2 separate regions of the Homo sapiens genome follow, and region 1 is linked to region 2. Evidence: chromatin contacts called from ENCODE Hi-C or POLR2A ChIA-PET data. All regions are on one chromosome and are shown on one strand. The core of a region is the stretch at or near the end of the contact, and the rest is flanking DNA. Distances in the headings are between cores, read along the strand shown. Region 1 has its middle 18 kb from the start of SERINC2. Region 2 holds the start of MATN1-AS1 (MATN1 antisense RNA 1).

Region 1 (3,386 bases), core at 547-3,046, 680 kb before region 2:
CTCTCTCTCCCAATTCAAGCAGATTGTTGGTTAGGCAGACAACAGGCTTCCGAGGCTGGCAGGGGAGGAAAGATGGAGTGAATGGTAACTGCAGAGACACCTCTGGCTCTGCAGATGGTGGCCAGAGCCCAGTGACCAAATGACCCCGAGCCGCACTGTGAACCCAACTCCGCAGAACAATTCTTGCCTTTCTAGTAATGCCCAGAAGAAGCAGAGAGAGAGAGATGTCAGCCCCAGAAGGGCCACTCAGAGCAAAAAGGACAATGGGTGTTGCAAGGTGATCCATGTAGAAAACATGCCTGGGAACACACACACATGGACCTACCAAGCCTTAGCTGCACGTACATTTATCTCCCATCCCAGCTTAGACACAGCTCCGGATTGAAGAGAAAGAAAGTTCTACTTCTTATACCCCTAAGTCAATCACACCTGGCGCTCAAATAAAAAGTTCCCTTATGACTCCTCACTGAGAGCCTCTCAGAGCCTCAGTTCTGCCAGTGTAAGGTGAAGGCAGTTCCATCTCTCCTACGATGCTTGTGCAGGTTTCAATCATGATAAAAAGTTCCCAAGGGCCAGGTGAGGTGGCTTACACCTGTAATCCCAGCACTTCGGGAGGAAGAGATGGGAGGATCGCTTGAGCCCAGGAGTTGGAGACCAGCCTGGGCAACAAAGTAAAACCCTGCCTCTACAAAACAATAAAAAATTAGCCATGGTGGAGCCGCATGTGGTCCCAGCTACATGGAGGCTGAGGCAGGAGGATTGCTTGAGGCCAGGAAGTGGAGGCTGCAGTGAGCCACGATCGCGGTATTGCACTTCAGCCTGGGATACAAAGCAAGACCCTGTCTCAAAAAGAAAAGTTCCCAAGGACTTGCTGTGTTACCTCTTTTAATCCTCTCAACAACCCTGTGAGATAAGAACTATGATCTCTGCTTTAAAATAAGGAAACCAAGGCACAAAGTGATTGTGTAACGAGGTGAGTTTGAGTAGCTGGTCCAAGACTGAAGCTCAGGTCTAACCCCAGCCCCCGCCACCCTTCCTCTCTACTCAGAAAAAGAAGGTAATCAGAGGGTGTGACAATGTTTGGTAAACGGCAAAGACTTGCGCTGATACGGGATGACAGAAGGCGGGGCGGGCGCGGTGGCTCACGCCTGTAATCCCAGCACTTTGGGAGGCCGAGATGGGCGGATCACCCAAGGTCAGGAGTTCAAGACCAGCCTGGCCAACATGGTGAAACCCCGTCTCTACTAAAAATACAAAAATTAGCTGGGTGTGGTGGCGGGCGCCTGTAATCCCAGGTACTCTTGGGAGGCTGAGGCAGGAGAATGGCTTGGACCCAGGAGGCAGAGATTGCAGTGAGCCGAGGTCGCGCCACTGCACTCCAGCCTGGGTGACAGAGCAAGACTCCGTTTCCAAAAAAAAAAAGAAGAAGAAGAAGAAGAAGGCGGGGTGGGGAGCGGCCCTGGACAGAGAGGGAATGAGGCATGTGTCGCTCAGCACCGGCCACTGTCCAGTGGAGGTGCAATGCCATGCCAGACAGAGCTGTGGTTCTGCACAGCCTGGCCCAGGAGGGCCTTCGCTGACCCCAGTTGACAGGAAAAGAAGTAGCAGCCCGGCCCCCGGAAGAGGGGGAGGGACGCGCTTAGACGCCGGGAGAGTGCACCTGACTGGTGTCAGGAGGTCCGCGTCAAGTGCCAGCTCTGTCTCTAGTTCTCAGGGTGACGTCTGGCTAGTTCCTCTCCTCTCGGGACACCTGTTTTCCCGCCGGGCTCAAGTGCGGATCAATCAGGGCTGGGAGGCTCCGGGAGCCCGCGCGCTCTCCTAGCTCGGCTCCGTAGTGCCCCCCGGTGGACAAACTGGTGCGTGCCAACCTCAGCTCCGAGAAGAACACCCGCAGGAATCGCCCCTTCCGTCTTCAACGCCTGGCCCTGGGTGCACGGAGGAGGCGCGCACATGCCTCATTTCCAGGGCCCAAGAGGAAGGTGAAGGTTCCGAGGAGATCTGGGCGGGCGAGGAGAATCCCCAGGCTCTGGCTCTGACGCTTGTTTGCTGTGTGAATTTGCACTCACCTTCCTCTCTCTGGGCCAGCTTCCCTATCCCTAAGAAAGGAGTTAATAGGATGAGTCCTGACCTGGGAGCCATAAGACTTGGTTTTCAATGTTAATGAGCTTAAGCAAGTCCCTGCCCTACCCTGGGCCTCAGTTTCCCCATCTTCACAAGTTGAAGGCACCAAATGGCCTCAGGACCCTTCTGGCTCTGACATTCAGTAGTCTAAATGGCAACAATGTGTTTAGGAGAATTAAGAGGAGGTGCAAGTGACCCCAAGAAGAGTTTCTTGAGGTCTGGGAGATGATTTTGACTGGGTCAAAAAGTATTAATATTTATAATTATAAATATTATATCATGGGGCCTCTTTTGTTGACAATGCCCTGTGGGATGCCTTTGGCTGGGGACAAGTCCATCAGTGTATAAGAGCCGCTCACACCAGCTAGCAAGAGCAAATTGCTAAAGTTTCAGGCATTTTGCAAGAGGGCTGTTTAACAGTCATTGCTAAAAATTAAATTGTATACTGGGCACAGCAGCTCACACCAGTAATCCCAGCACTTTGGGAGGCTGAGGTGAGAGGAGGATCACTTGAGGCCAGGAGTTCCAGATCAGCCTGGGCAAAATAGTGAGACTTCCATCTCTTAAAAAATCATAATATCAGGCTGGGCAACATAGTGAGACCCTGTCTCTACAAAAAATTTTAAACATTAACGGGGTGCGGTGGCGCATGCCTATATTCTCAGCTACTCAGGAGGCTGAGGTGGGAGGATTGCTTGAGCCCAGGAGGTCAAGGCTGCAGTGAGCTGTGATCATGCCACTGCACTCCAGCCTGGATGACAGAGTGAGACCCTGTCCCCAAAAAATATATATCATCATAATAAAAATTTTAAAATTAAATTGTATACATTTACAATTAAATAAATTATATTAAAACAAAGATATTAAAAATCATCACTTCCTAATTATTTTACTATATTTCACTATTATCTATTCTCTTGAGTTTACCTACATTTATTTTTTTTTCATTTTTATTTATTTATTTATTTTTGAGACAGAGTCTTGCTATTGCCTGAGTGGCACCATCTCAGCTCACTACATGGAGCTGACTGGCACCATCTCAGCTCACTACAACCTCTGCCTCCCAGGTTCAAGCAATTCCCCTACCTCAGCCTCCCGAGTAGCTGGGATTACAGGCGCACACCACCATGCTGGGCTAATTTTTGTAATTTTAGTAGAGACAGGGTTTCACCATGTTGGCCAGGCTGGTGTCGAACTCCTGACCTCAAGTGATCCACCCACCTCGGCCTCCTAAAGTGCTGGGATTACAGGCGTGAGCCCCCGCA
Region 2 (3,679 bases), core at 49-2,548:
CCAGGCCCCTGGAGAGGAAGAGATTGTACAAAGTCACTCCCCAGGTAGCCCAGGGTAATGATGGTAAAAATAATAGTTGCCCCTTCTGGCTTCTAACCAGGAGTCATCTCACTCAACCTCACCACAACCCTTTTTACAGTTGAAGACACTGAGGCTCAGGAAGGTGACCTGTAGCTTGTGGAGCTGCATTTCTAAACACGGCCTGTCTCAACTGCCTGTCATCAGGACAGGGTGTCAGGACCTGGGGCTAAGGATGGGACCCAGGAATCAGAAACAGACCCAAGTCAGAAGCAGAGAAGCAGCAAAGCGGGACTGGATGCCTAACCCAGACTGGGCAGAGCTGGGAGCGCCCTAGCCTCAGGGCGGGTGCAGACAGGGGGTCACGAAGCCGGATCTCAGTGACAGAGTCCGCCACCTCTTTCTTTCCAGGGTACAGACCAGAGGAGCCTAGTGGGAGGGGAGCAGGCAGATTCTTTCCCTCTCTGGCAGGGGCATGTATCATACCGGGGAGTGGAGGAGGATAAGGGCGGCATCTTTCTTGGGTTGGTCCCTTGGGCATCCACATGGGAGTGGCCCTCCGTCGGTTCCCTGGTCCAGGGTCCCCGGTCTTACCGGGACAAGGACAGCAAGACGGGAGACGGCAGCCCCATCCCTTAGCTTCGGCTGCCATCTGGTGGCCAAAGCGCAGAACTGCACCATGTGGAACCACCGGATCCCCCCACCCAGCCCCGGCCGGGCCTCCCGGGGGCACGAGGGGCGTGGCACGACTCCCACAGCCATCAGCCTGAGGACCCTGCCCTCAGCCGCCTCAGTCTGAGGGGAAGGCATGGCCCTGACCTTAGAGACCCCAATTTGGCGATGGGGCATCACATCCCTCCGGGCATCTCAGAGCTGCCTGCCCGAGGGAGGCGAAGCAGATGGAAAGCCCCCCAGCCACGTCTCTCAGTCAGAGGAAACGGGTCTCCTCTTCGGCCAGCCGGGTCCTCTTCCCCCGGGTGCCGCCTGGCTGTGCGACCCGGCAGTCCTCCCGCCTCTCCGGGCCTCAGCCTCCTCTCCTGGACAGTCCCGTGGGCTTCCGGGAGCCCGGTGTCACACCGCCCCGCGTGTCGCAGGTGGTCATCGTGGTGACAGACGGGAGGCCCCAGGACAGCGTGCAGGACGTGTCTGCGCGGGCCCGGGCCAGCGGCGTCGAGCTGTTCGCCATCGGAGTGGGCAGCGTGGACAAGGCCACGCTGCGGCAGATCGCCAGCGAGCCGCAGGACGAACACGTCGATTACGTGGAGAGCTACAGCGTCATCGAGAAGCTGTCCAGGAAGTTCCAGGAGGCCTTCTGCGGTGCGCGGGCAGGCGGGGGCGGAGCCAGGGCAGGGGCGGAGAAGGGGAGAGCGGCGGGGCGGGGCCAGGGCTGGAGGCGGGACCGAGGCTGAGGCGCAGACGGAGCCAGCGCCGGCGCAGGGCAGGGGCGGGGCCGGGGGGGGGGCAGAGGCGGAGACGGGAGAGAGATAGAATGTCAGTGCCGGGGCGGGGCCGGGGAGGAGCCGGGGGCGGAGGCGGAGACGGAGAGAGTCAGCGCCGGGGCGGGGCAAGGGTGGGGCCAGGGCAGGGGCGGAGACGGAGAGAGCGGCGGGGCGGGGCCAGAGCAGGCAGGGGGCGGGGCCAGGGCAGGGGCGAAGACGGAGACAGTCAGTGCCAGGGCGGGACCGGGGCGGAGGCGGAGAGAGTCGGCTCCAGGGGCAGGGCCAGGGCTGAGCGGGACGAGGCCGTGGCAGGCGCAGAGACTGAGAGTCCGCGCTGAGGCGGGCCAAGGCTAGGGGCGGAGCCAGCGCTAAAGTGAAGACAGAAAAAGTCAGCGTCGGGGGGCGGGGCCACATCAGAGGGCGGGGCCTGGCTGGGGCGGTAGCCTATAAAACGGCGGGAACTGAGTTACACGGCAACATCAGGGCGGGGCCAGGGCTAGGGACACGGCTTAGGTGGATTGGGGGTGGAACCTGGATTAGACTGAGGTGGTGCCAGCACCAGGGGTGGGGCCGTAGCTGGGGCGGAGCCTGATAACGGAGGAGGGTCTCCAGCCCCAGGTTAAGGGAGTTGGGGAGAGGCGATGTTAAGAGTCCTTTTATGGCCGGGCGCGGTGGCTCACGCCTGTAATCCCAGCACTTTGAGAGGCCGAGGCGGGCGGATCACGAAGTCAGGAGATCGAGACCATCCTGGCCAACATGGTGAAACCGGTCTCTACTAAAAATACAAAAAATTAGCCGGGCGTTGTTGCGGGCGCCTGTAGTCCCAGCTACTCGGGAGGCTGCGCCAGGAAAACGGCGTGAACCCGGGAAGCGGAGCTTGCAGTGAGCCGAGATCGTGCCACTGCACTCCAGCCTGGGCGACAGAGCGAGACGACTCCGTCTCAAAAAAAAAACAAAACAAAAAAAAAAACCGCACACACAAAAAACAACAGAGCCCTTTTATGTGGCAGAATCCTGGCAGGGACCAAGGAGGGCCCAGAGCTCAGGAAGGAGAGCTCCCAGAAAACCTACACATGTTTCTGTGTCGTGAGTTTTGGGTGCCAGAGTTTTCTGTGATGCGGGAGAGTCTGAGAGGCCTGGGCACTGGCAGGAGAAGGTTCAGAGCCCTTCTCGGAGGGGAGGTGTGTGTGTGGGTCTTTGGGATGTGACCCGCAGGGGCAGGGTGTCCAGTAGGACAGGATCAGGGTTAGGGCAGGGACTTTACCCATTTGTAAAATGGGTCTAAGAAGAGCATGCACGTTATTGAGAGGATCCAGTGAGATAATGCAAAATGTAACCCTCATTATATGGTATTTGACAGATAGGTGCTGTGTTCATTGTATGCTGTTCTAGACACTTGGGTGTCTTGATACAGCAGTGAACTAAACAGACTAAAGGCCCTAACCCTTGGCCTTTACCTTTTTAGTGAGACTTTTCATTCTTATCATCAGCATTATAACCTTCTTCAGGGATCTAGGCACTGGTGCAATGATTCCAGACGTGGGCTGAGAGTCGGGGGCCTGGGCCCCAGTATGTTGGAGATCTTAGTTTCCCTGAGTCTGGATGGGGCCTGGTATCCACAGTCAGGGAGGGACAACCTGTCTGTAGTGCCCAAGGCACTATGACTGTGAGATCTGAGCTACTTATTGTCCCCGCAGTGGTGTCAGACCTGTGCGCCACAGGGGACCATGACTGTGAGCAGGTGTGCATCAGCTCCCCCGGTTCCTACACCTGCGCCTGCCACGAGGGCTTCACTCTGAACAGCGACGGCAAGACCTGCAATGGTCAGTGGGGTGGACACAGGCTCGCCCTGGAGAGGGTGTGGAGGGGAGGTGATGGGGCCTCCCCAGGAAACCCATTCAAGCCTCCCTGCACCATACCTCTGAACCAATCTTCAAAGCAGACAGATGCCTTTTAGAGTTTGGTATCTGCAGAAGTTCTCACCTGACTTCTGTCCCTGTTTTCAACACAATGGGCGGTGGGTTTAGTGTGGTAGAAGGACTCACATAGTCTCAAAATCAAATCCTGGTGCTACCACTTCTGAGCTGTGTGATCTCACAGCTATTGGAGTTTCAGTTTCCAATACTGTACAGTGGGACCAGTCACCTTGGCTTTATAGAGGCAGTTCTGAGGGCACAATGTAATGATCCTCAGCACAGAGCTTGGTGTGTGGTGGGTGTCCA

What was found. A loop is a pair of places that touch in the nucleus more often than their neighbours do. ChIA-PET counts read pairs that join two places held with the same protein, here RNA polymerase II (POLR2A). Pooled maps may share reads with other maps.
Region 1: a loop to region 2 is called in a pooled map, with 18 times the contacts of the local background. The contact joins the enhancer-like site here to the promoter of MATN1-AS1 in region 2. A Hi-C loop is called at or near these places in 7 of 50 pooled maps. POLR2A ChIA-PET finds 5 or more read pairs at or near these places in 3 of 52 experiments (AG04449, OCI-LY7 and activated CD8-positive, alpha-beta memory T cell).

What each region holds. Positions count from the first base shown.
Region 1 is chr1:31,393,266-31,396,651 of GRCh38, reverse strand. No RefSeq gene overlaps it. Among named protein-coding and RNA genes, the nearest start is that of SERINC2, 18 kb to the left of the region's middle. RefSeq lists a silencer at 1,656-1,950. Within about 2 kb of position 1,796, at least 6 of the 41 ENCODE cell types and tissues checked have a DNase peak (open chromatin) inside an H3K27ac peak, as active enhancers do.
Region 2 is chr1:30,716,391-30,720,069 of GRCh38, reverse strand. It overlaps MATN1-AS1 (MATN1 antisense RNA 1), which reads right to left and starts at 1,298. Exons shown (of 4, transcript NR_034182.1): 1 at 505-1,298. It overlaps MATN1 (matrilin 1), which reads left to right. Exons shown (of 8, transcript NM_002379.3): 3 at 1,113-1,335; 4 at 3,155-3,280. RefSeq lists silencers at 686-775, 1,336-1,855, 1,896-2,075 and enhancers at 433-1,008, 1,106-1,275.